Linked DNA regions of Homo sapiens: region 2 is linked to region 1. Evidence: chromatin contacts called from ENCODE Hi-C or POLR2A ChIA-PET data. All regions are on one chromosome and are shown on one strand. Each heading gives the region's core, a stretch centred on a gene start or an enhancer-like site at or near the end of the contact. The rest is flanking DNA. Distances are from core to core; before and after follow the strand shown. Region 1 has its middle 64 kb from the start of EHF. Region 2 overlaps LOC102723568 (a long non-coding RNA gene).

Region 1 (4,558 bases), core at 1,311-3,810:
AAACTTAGTTGTATTAATCTAGGATTACTTTTTATACCTCTACAAATCTCTATGCCTTTACCCAATCAGTTTTGAAAACATATTTTATTTTCTTTTTTTTCTCCATGCGTGACCTGCTATTGTCAATGGCCATTTGGAATTCCCAAAGGATTGGTAGAGGTATGCAGTTGGGATAAAGCATTGAGGATACCAACCAAATGACTCACCAGGGAAAACCTGAGCTCTGCTCTTAAATCTGTCTGTATTCCTGGCCAAGATGCCTCATCTCCTCCTTAGTGCTCTCAGTCTTCTTCTACTTTAATGTTATTTTTAATGACCATATAATTTTCTTTCAAGTGGGAAAAATGATGGGCTTGATTGTTCTCCTATTCGTGGCATTTCTTTTATTTCAATATATTCACTATATAAATAAGGTAGGAGCAAGCATTAAAACATGGTGGGTGAGAAACTCTAGAGATGGAGGGAAAAAGAACATAGGAATTATTTATTTTCTCTGGGTACTGTGCTCTTCTACAGGGTGTTCATAAAGGCTAGAAACATAGAAAAATATATATAACAAATGTTTTATTGATATTACAGACAATAGGCGATGTGTTCAAAGTGCTATCTCTCATTATCAATGTGTGGTTCAATTTGCTGATGAAAATTGCAAAAAACTAGGTACTCTTAATGCATTTCCATAAATCTGTACAGATGCATCTAGGATGCATTGTCTCAGACAATTTATGCCTAGATTTTTCCATTGTGTAAACTGTGCCATTAACATACCCCCAGAGGAAGAATTATAATGAGTTCAGTCTTTGCAAAAGTAGATGTTGGTCACTCTACATTATGTTGTAATACACTCTGTGTTATGGCTTTTTTATCACAGTTTGCCTGGCTTACTACAAACATCTGTATATTGGACATCTCTTTACCAGACACCATAATTCCTTATATATATGAGATATATATATATATATAATATATATATATAAAATTTATTTGACATGTGTAGTATATTTTTCTCCATGAGATAATGAGCACTTACAGGGCAAGAATATTCTCAGCTGCAGAGGTGATCACACTCCACAATTTATGAAACATAATTATTATTAGGCCCTGAAGCATTTCTTTTTAAATTTTACATGTTTATGTACTGTCTTTTATTTTCCTACTCACTCCAGTTTCCATGCCTCTTACCATGGGTGACCATTCTGTTTAATGTGTTTGTTGTACATGGTCTCCTGTGGGGTTGGGTAAAGAATTCGTTGGGATGTACACCTGGAATCTTTGGGTCCTAACTCCCACCCACAGTAATGAACTTTCTTGTGGCATCTCATCCTCATCAACACTTCCACTGTCCAGCTTGGGATTGTTGTTGGTTCAGAAGGTAGAAAGTGATATCTCCTTGTTTTAAATTACTTTTCTCTAAACACGGTGACTATAGTTAATAACAATGTATTGTGTACTTGAAAATTGCTAAGAGAGTGGATTTTAAGTGTTCTTACCACAAAAAATGGTATGTGGAGCTAATATATGGTAACTAGCTGAGTTTAGCCATTCCACAAATCTATACATATTTCAAAACATCATTTTGTACACCATACATATATATACTTTTTATTTATCAATTGAAAACATTACATTTAAAAACAGCTTTCCTCTGACTACTAGTAATTTTGAATGACTTTAATATACTAAGTAATCTTCTGTGTTTCCTCTTCTTCAAATTGTCTTTTCATACCCTCTATTTTCTTATTGGGGCTATTGTATTTGGGGAAATTTATTGAATTTGTTTGAATATTTTAGATATTGGTTTTAGAGATTACAAATATCTTCTGAGGTGCTCTCTCACTTTCCTTTTAAATACTGTCATTCCCCTATTTTTTTTTCATGATGTCCTTCAATGAACAAAAATCCACAGTTTTGTTATAGTCAAATCTTTCAAGGGTTTTTTTTCATTGCCATTGGGTTTGTGCTCTGGAAGTTTTATTGATGCTCTCTCTTTCCCTGCCACAAGCCCCTAGGTCACAAAAATATTCTACATTTTCTTCTAATTATTTTAGTTTTATAGCTCACATTTAGGCCTTTAATTAATCTAGAATCTATCCTTGTTTAAGGAGTTCAATGAGGATTTCATTAATTTCAGTTTTCTAGTTTCTCAATATTTATTAAACAAAGTGTCTCTCAATGAATGCGTAATCTATTATCTATTTGTCCGACACTAATTTTTTCTCTTCTGTTGGCTAATTTGTTTTTGAAACATTACCACACTGTTTTCATTATCAGTCTCTAATATGTCTTAAAGTTAATGTTGTCTTGGTAATTTGTGAACCAATATAAATTTTAGATGATCAAGTTCCTTGAAAACAATCCAGCTGGAATTTTAGTTGGTATTGCCTTGATTTTACAGGTCCTTACCTGAAGCCCAAGGTGATTTTTGGCCGCTGGCGACCTTGTGACCGTTGGCAGTGGGTCAGATGTGGCACTCAGAATTAGGGGAAGGATTGGTGATGCCAGAACATCTGGTGAAGCCGGCACTTCAAGGCACTCCTCAAGCCTGGAAAGCCTCACCAATAGGTATGACTCATGGTTTCGTGAAAAGCTGCTGATCTCATTAGTTTCAGAAATGATTGCATGGCTGGGCAGGGACTCTCGGGTAGATGCAGCGCTGACTGGGTGCCCCCGGGAAGAATACCTCGCATTTCTCCTGAGGTGGTGAAATAGGCGGAAACTGGTTCCCATCCAAATCCTGGAAACCACCATGGGTGAGGTCATGTCCACACATGTCAAGGCCTTGATGAGATAGTTATCTGCATAGTCCAGAAAAATCACTTTTCCACCAAACATTCTAAATGATTGATGGAGAAACAAATTTTCCAATTACGCTAACTTTCATTGTTATTACTAAAGAATTAAGTGCTACACCACACACACACACACACACACACACACACACACAGTCACACAATATTCAGATAAAAAGAAAGCCTAATTATTTTATATTCAGAAAAAAATGAATTGGCCTTTCTGAACAACCACAACGATGAAAAAGGAAAAGAAATCTGTTAAAACTTTAATTTTAGTTTTCCTTTTAGATTTTAAAATAATTGTGAAATATTTCAAACATAGAAAATATATAGAGTTTTTCTTTCTTTTTGGGAAACAGAGTTACAATGAAAGATACAATTGGAGACCACAGGGTACCATTGCGCCGGTCCTATTCTTCTGCTTCTCTTCTGAGTACTCATGCTTATTTTATACTTTTACTATCTATGTATGCATCCCTAAACTGTAAATAGCAAAATTTTGCACATTTTAAGATTTTATCTGAATGGTCCTATGTCTGTATCATTCTGCAGTGTGTGTTTTATCAATATTAGTATTTGTTGTTCTCTCAATTTGAAGTTTTCCACATTTATTTTAAGTGTTCCATTAAACATATTCCATTCCAGAAAATATATTGAAATTTATTCATTTCTATTGATAGATATTTAAATCATTTCCAAATGTTTGCTCCCAGGAAAACAGCTGCAATGGACATTATTACACATGTTTCCTCATGCACAAGAGTTAGAGTTTCTCTAAAACACTATTTTGGAGAGAGTATGAGCATCTTCAGAGTTCCTAGATAATGCCAAATTGTTTTTCAAAGTAATAGTATTAATTTACCCTCCTACCAGCATATCCTTACCAACACTTGGCATTGCCAAACTTTTGAATTTTCATAAATTTGATGGATGTGAAATGTTTTCTCATTAGTGTTATAATTTGCATTCTGCAGATATTAATGAGTTTGAGCACATTTTCATATATTTATTGTCTTCTCAGGTTTTCTTTCCTGTGAATTGCCTGTTTATATTTATTTATTTATTTCTGACCTGGGGGATGCTATAAACTGAATTCTGTGCCCCACTCCCTACCCAGTTCCCTACCCAGTTTCGTATGTTGAAGCTTTAACCCTTAATGTGATCGTATTTGGAGATGGGGTGTTTGGAAGTTTAATGTATTTATTTAAATTTTTTATTTCCATAGGTTATTGGTGAACAGGTGGTGTTTAGTTACATGAGTAAGCTCTTTAGTGGTGATTTGTGAGATTTTGATGCGCCCATCATCCGAGCGGTGTACACTGCCCCAATCTGTAGTCTTTTTTTTTTTTTAATTATACTTTAAGTTTTAGGGTACATGTGCACATTGTGCAGGTTAGTTACATATGTATACATGTGCCATGCTGGTGCACTGCACCCACTAACTCGTCATCTAGCATTAGGTATATCTCCCAATGCTATCCCTCCCCCCTCCCCCCACCCCACAACAGTCCCCAGAGTGTGATATTCCCCTTCCTGTGTCCATGTGATCTCATTGTTCAATTCCCACCTATGAGTGAGAATATGCGGTGTTTGATTTTTTGTTCTTGGCGATAGTTTACTGAGAATGATGTTTTCCAATTTCATCCATGTCCCTACAAAGGACATGAACTCATCATTTTTTATGGCTGCATAGTATTCCATGGTGTATATGTGCCACATTTTCTTAATCCAGTCTATCATTGTTGGACATTTGGGTTGGTTCCAAG
Region 2 (4,558 bases), core at 543-3,042, 65 kb after region 1:
TTTAAATCTCACACCCAAGGGCTGACACCCAGAGAAATCACTCACTAATCTCTGTGTCTGATGCTTGGGCAGGGAGGTAAGGGGCTGGGGCTTTCCTGGGAGGGTGCATAGAACCAAGAGGCCTCTCCACAGAGTAGAAGCCAGAGGCCCTCCAAACCAGCCCCAGATAGAACTTTAACAGGATCAACCCAGCCACTGGGTAAAGGCACAGGGAACTGTGGATGGGCCTAGTGGCCTGGAGGGCAGGAGGAAGGCTGGAGGTGGTCCCTGCCTCCACAACCTCCTTGCACACCCTCCACTCCTCTGATACCCCACTCCAGCCTCAACAAAACTTCTTTGCATTTTTCCAACATGCAAGGCTTGCTCCTGTCTCCGAGGCTTTGCTCTTGCCTTTCCCTCTGTCTGGAATGCCCTTCCCTGCCTCCTACTCATGTGGGTCTCACCTGGATGCTACCTCTTCAAAGAAGCCATCCTGATCACCGTAATTTAAAGTAGCCACATACTCCCCATGCTCATTTCTTTTTCATACCCTGTTTTTCTTAAACCAAAAAACCTGCAAAACCCATCATCAGGCTTATCATTAGTGGATTTTATGTATTTATTTATTTTAAATATTTATTCCTCTCGATGAAAGCAGGCACTTTTTTTTGGCATAAATTTCATTCCTCCCAGAGTAATGAAATCATGTTAATGTGTGGTTGAACCCCATTGACTATTTCTTGAACAAATGAATAAGTGAATGAATGGTTGGATGGTATCCACGAATTAGGCAGGTAGGGGGTTCAATTTTTAGCCTGTGTTGTAGGAAAGAGAACAAGGACTTTCTCTCTGGGGAATTATTCTTCTTGGCCTTTAGCAAGCCATCTCCTTTTCCAGCCCTCCCTCCTACCTATCTGGCATTGAAGAACTTGTTTCCATGCTCAAGGACACAGTGTGAAACCTTCCTGTTGGGAGCTCTGTGGCTTTTCTGGGAGTTTAAGGCAAGGATTCTCTCAAGGTAGAGAAAGCTCTGAGTCCCATTTAGCCCTATTGTTGGGGATCACTTGGAAGGAATTGGTGGGGAGAAAAGCCTGTCCTTTATCGTTGCCTTCTGGGGGTCTAATACCATGACAACCTGGCCTGAGCCATGAATCCTGGGCTCTCAAATTAGTGCATTCTCAACTCACTGCATCCTGATCTTGACTAAGTGCATCCTGTTCCTCTCTTTGGAGTTTCCTGGCTAAGGATACCTCTATGTTGATGGGCAGGGCCAGGCCCGTCTTGAACCAGGGGCTGAAACTTGCTCAGCTCTGTAGATGCTCCTGCCTGTGACTCTTGTCCTGATCCCTGCAATAAGAATACAGTCATGACGTTTCAGTCAATGAGGGACTGTGTATATGATGGTGGTCTCATAAGATTATAATACTGCATTTTTATTGTACTGCTTCTATGTTTAGATATACTTAGATACACAAATACTTACCATTGTGTTACAATTGCCTACAGTATCCCATAAAGCAACATGCTGTCCAGGTTTGTAGCCTAGCAGCAATGGGCTATACCATATAACTTAGGTGTGTAGTAGGTTATACCATCTAGGTTTGTGTAAGTACACTTTATGATGTGTGTAAATGACAAAATCACATAACTACACATTTCTTAAAACAAATCCTCGTTATTAAGTGACACTTGACTGTACTTATCTCTAAGTCGTTCCTACTTTGCCAGGATTATGGAGGCTATGATTGTAGGGGAGTCAAACCCAGCTTCACTGGGACTTTCCACGCAGGACTTTTCCTCCCCTCTCGTCTAGCCTCACCCCATTGTGGTGCAACCCTGTCCTAATGGGTCACCAGACTGGTGAAACCTGAACAGTTGGAAGCCAAAGGAAGCACTTGATGATAAGAAGGGGGGGTCGGTGAGCAAGTGGGGGCTTTGGAAGGGGACCTGGGAAGGGTGGAGAGGGAAGGGAGAGGCACTGGGGCCATTTATTTTCAAAGAGAGATGGATTTTAGATGTCAACTTCATTGTTTTTATCATAGTGAAATCTTTATGAAGTTGAGGTGAACGAAGCCCTGTATGCATTGTTATGCTATTTGGTTTTGATAAAAAATTGCATTGTACAAGATGTTCCCTGGCTACATAAAACCTCACTGCACAGCTAATGGTGGCAGCGAGCCACACCACAAGTTGTGCAATGCCATGGCAGGGAAAACAGAGCTGCTTCCCAGGGATTAAGGCTGGTATTTCAATTTGAACTTTAAGAAAGAGCTTGAAGGACCAAGAAAGAAAAAAAGAGAGAGGAGAAAAGGGAGAATGCAAAGAAGGAATAAAGAAATATAGAAGAAAGGAATCTAGGAAAGAATGAAAAAGGTAGACAAAATAAGGAGAATGATACCATTTAATGGGGGAAAATTCTCTTTGCAAAATAGGCAAAAGGAATAGGTTCTGAAAGAGAAGAAATTTTTTTTGTTTCTTTTGCTACATTCTTTTCTATCTATCTTTGTTCCAAAACTTCACTATATCTGTAAGCGAACTCTTTTCTCTTCATGTTTCCACTTAATACTAGGAGCCAAAGTGTCTGTGGTGCTTTTCCCAACTTTGTAGGTAGCCAAGATAGTCTAGCTATGCTCTTGTATTAGCTCCAAGCCTTAGACTTTTCCCTCACATAAATCTAAACTGGAACTCTGGGTCTTTGTTTATCAGCAGCCTCCATAAGACATTAGGAGAAGGGAAGACCACTTTCTTCTCCTCACTTTCCTTTCTTTTTGGCTCCTTGGAAGCAAAGGCTCTTTGAGAAGAGACCTTGGAGGCAAGGTGGTATAAGTGGAAGGAGTATGAATTTGTAATCAGAGGGGTAAATATCTAAATTCCACACTGGGTTGTGAAAAAGTTAAAAAGCATCTGGCACATTTTAGACATTTGATAACTCTTGATTCCCTTGTTGACAACTCATCTCTCCTTACTGAATATTGTGGGTCCTCATCTTATAAACAACAAATTTATTTCTTAATCTTGTGCCTGAGCAATGAATGTGCAGACAGTGAAAAATCTGGTCCTGTTATGAAGAAAAATTCAATCAAGGTATCAGAATTTAAACAAATGCCTTCCATTTAGTGCTGCCTCTAAGGAGTATGACCTGATACAGAAAGAAATCAATCCAAGTGTTGTAGAGTCCCAGGAAAACCCTAGAGAAGTGTTTCCAGACCCATCGCAGGCAACAGAGCTGTGGCCGGCCGGTGTGAATAGTGGGCAATGGAGTTAGGACTTGGTGAGTTGTTCTTCTGTTGCCACCAACAATTGTGCAGCATCTGATGTCCTTTTGTCCTGAGCAGGTCAGCATTTGCTCAAAGAGAACTGTTCTAGGACTCCCAGCTTCTTCTCTCATGGAGTTCACCACTCTGTACCCTACATTCCCACCACCCCAACCAAAGTGCACTTGCCAGATTATACAAGGCTATTGCACACACTCAGGCCTTTGTGCATCCTGCTGTCTCTGCATGCTGTTTCCTTCTTCAGCACCTTGATTTGATGAACATCTACTCATCTGCCATGACCTGAGTGTAGCCTCAGCTCTTCCGTGTAGGCTTTCCTGACTGCTCTCTGGAAGAACCCACTATGCCCTTCTTTGGCCCCTAATGTATCCTCAACAGACTTCTATCATATCCCCTGTGCCTCCTTCCATTCACCTGGCAATTTTTGGAACTTAAGGACAATGCCTGATTATTTTATTTAATTTTATTTTATTTTTGAGATGGAGTCTTGCTCTGCTGGGGTTGGAGCGCAGTGGTGCAATCTTGGCTCACTGCAACCTCCACCTCCCAGGTTCCAGCGATTCTTCTGCCTCAGCCTCACAAGTAGCTGGGATTATAGGCACGTGCCACCAAGCCCTTTTTGTTTTATTGGTAGAGTCGGGGTTTCACCATGTTGGCCAGGCTGGTCTTGAACTCCTGACCTCAGGTGATCCACCCACCTTGGCCTCCCAAAGTGCTGAGATTACAGGCATAAACCACCACGCCTGGCCAATGTCTGATTCATTTATGTATCCCTGGTCCCTAGTGTTGTGTCAGGCATATAGAGGGGCTCAAAAATTGCTTGTTGAATGTACAAATGAATGAATGAAGTGAAAAACAGGGGTAAAGAAACTTTTAGATAATCAACTTAAGTATCTAAAAGAGCAAGAGGTCAGTTTTAGCATTCTGAGCTATTTTACCTTTGTCATAGTTAAAAACGTATTTAAACTCTCTGTTAATGAATAACCAGCATTTTCACCTAGCAATAGTACTTGGCATATGACACTATGAATATGCAAGTTCAAGACCAGATGTGCTTTTTCGATAAATGGAACAAAAATATAAATTTTTAAAATTATGTGGGAGTCCATTATACTCATAGGGAAGAGGGAGGGTGGCAGCAAGGAAGAACGGAGTAAAAGATGAGAGGAAAGAAAGGTACAATTTGGGGGCCAGAAACTTTGTTAGGAGCTTTCGCATACATCATCCATTTGCTCTTCACAGAGAGCCTGTGGAGGTGGGTATTATTATTATTCCATCTTACATACAAGAAAATTCTGGCCCAG

What was found. Hi-C counts contacts between places; a loop is a spot of excess contacts on that map. ChIA-PET counts read pairs that join two places held with the same protein, here RNA polymerase II (POLR2A).
Region 2: a map of MCF 10A shows a loop between it and region 1 (2.3-fold over the local background). The contact joins two enhancer-like sites. A Hi-C loop is called at or near these places in 2 of 168 maps with a recorded cell type or tissue (MCF 10A and PC-3). POLR2A ChIA-PET finds 5 or more read pairs at or near these places in 2 of 52 experiments (MCF 10A and PC-9).

Annotation. Positions count from the first base shown.
Region 1 is chr11:34,682,836-34,687,393 of GRCh38, forward strand. It overlaps the pseudogene NDUFB8P3. Among named protein-coding and RNA genes, the nearest start is that of EHF, 64 kb to the left of the region's middle. RefSeq lists enhancers at 1,885-3,084, 2,555-2,724. Within about 2 kb of position 2,561, at least 8 of the 41 ENCODE cell types and tissues checked have a DNase peak (open chromatin) inside an H3K27ac peak, as active enhancers do; they include PC-3 and PC-9, where a contact is called at or near this core.
Region 2 is chr11:34,748,324-34,752,881 of GRCh38, forward strand. The region is part of intron 5 of LOC102723568 (a long non-coding RNA gene); the gene reads left to right. Among named protein-coding and RNA genes, the nearest start is that of EHF, 130 kb to the left of the region's middle. Within about 2 kb of position 1,793, at least 13 of the 41 ENCODE cell types and tissues checked have a DNase peak (open chromatin) inside an H3K27ac peak, as active enhancers do; they include PC-3 and PC-9, where a contact is called at or near this core.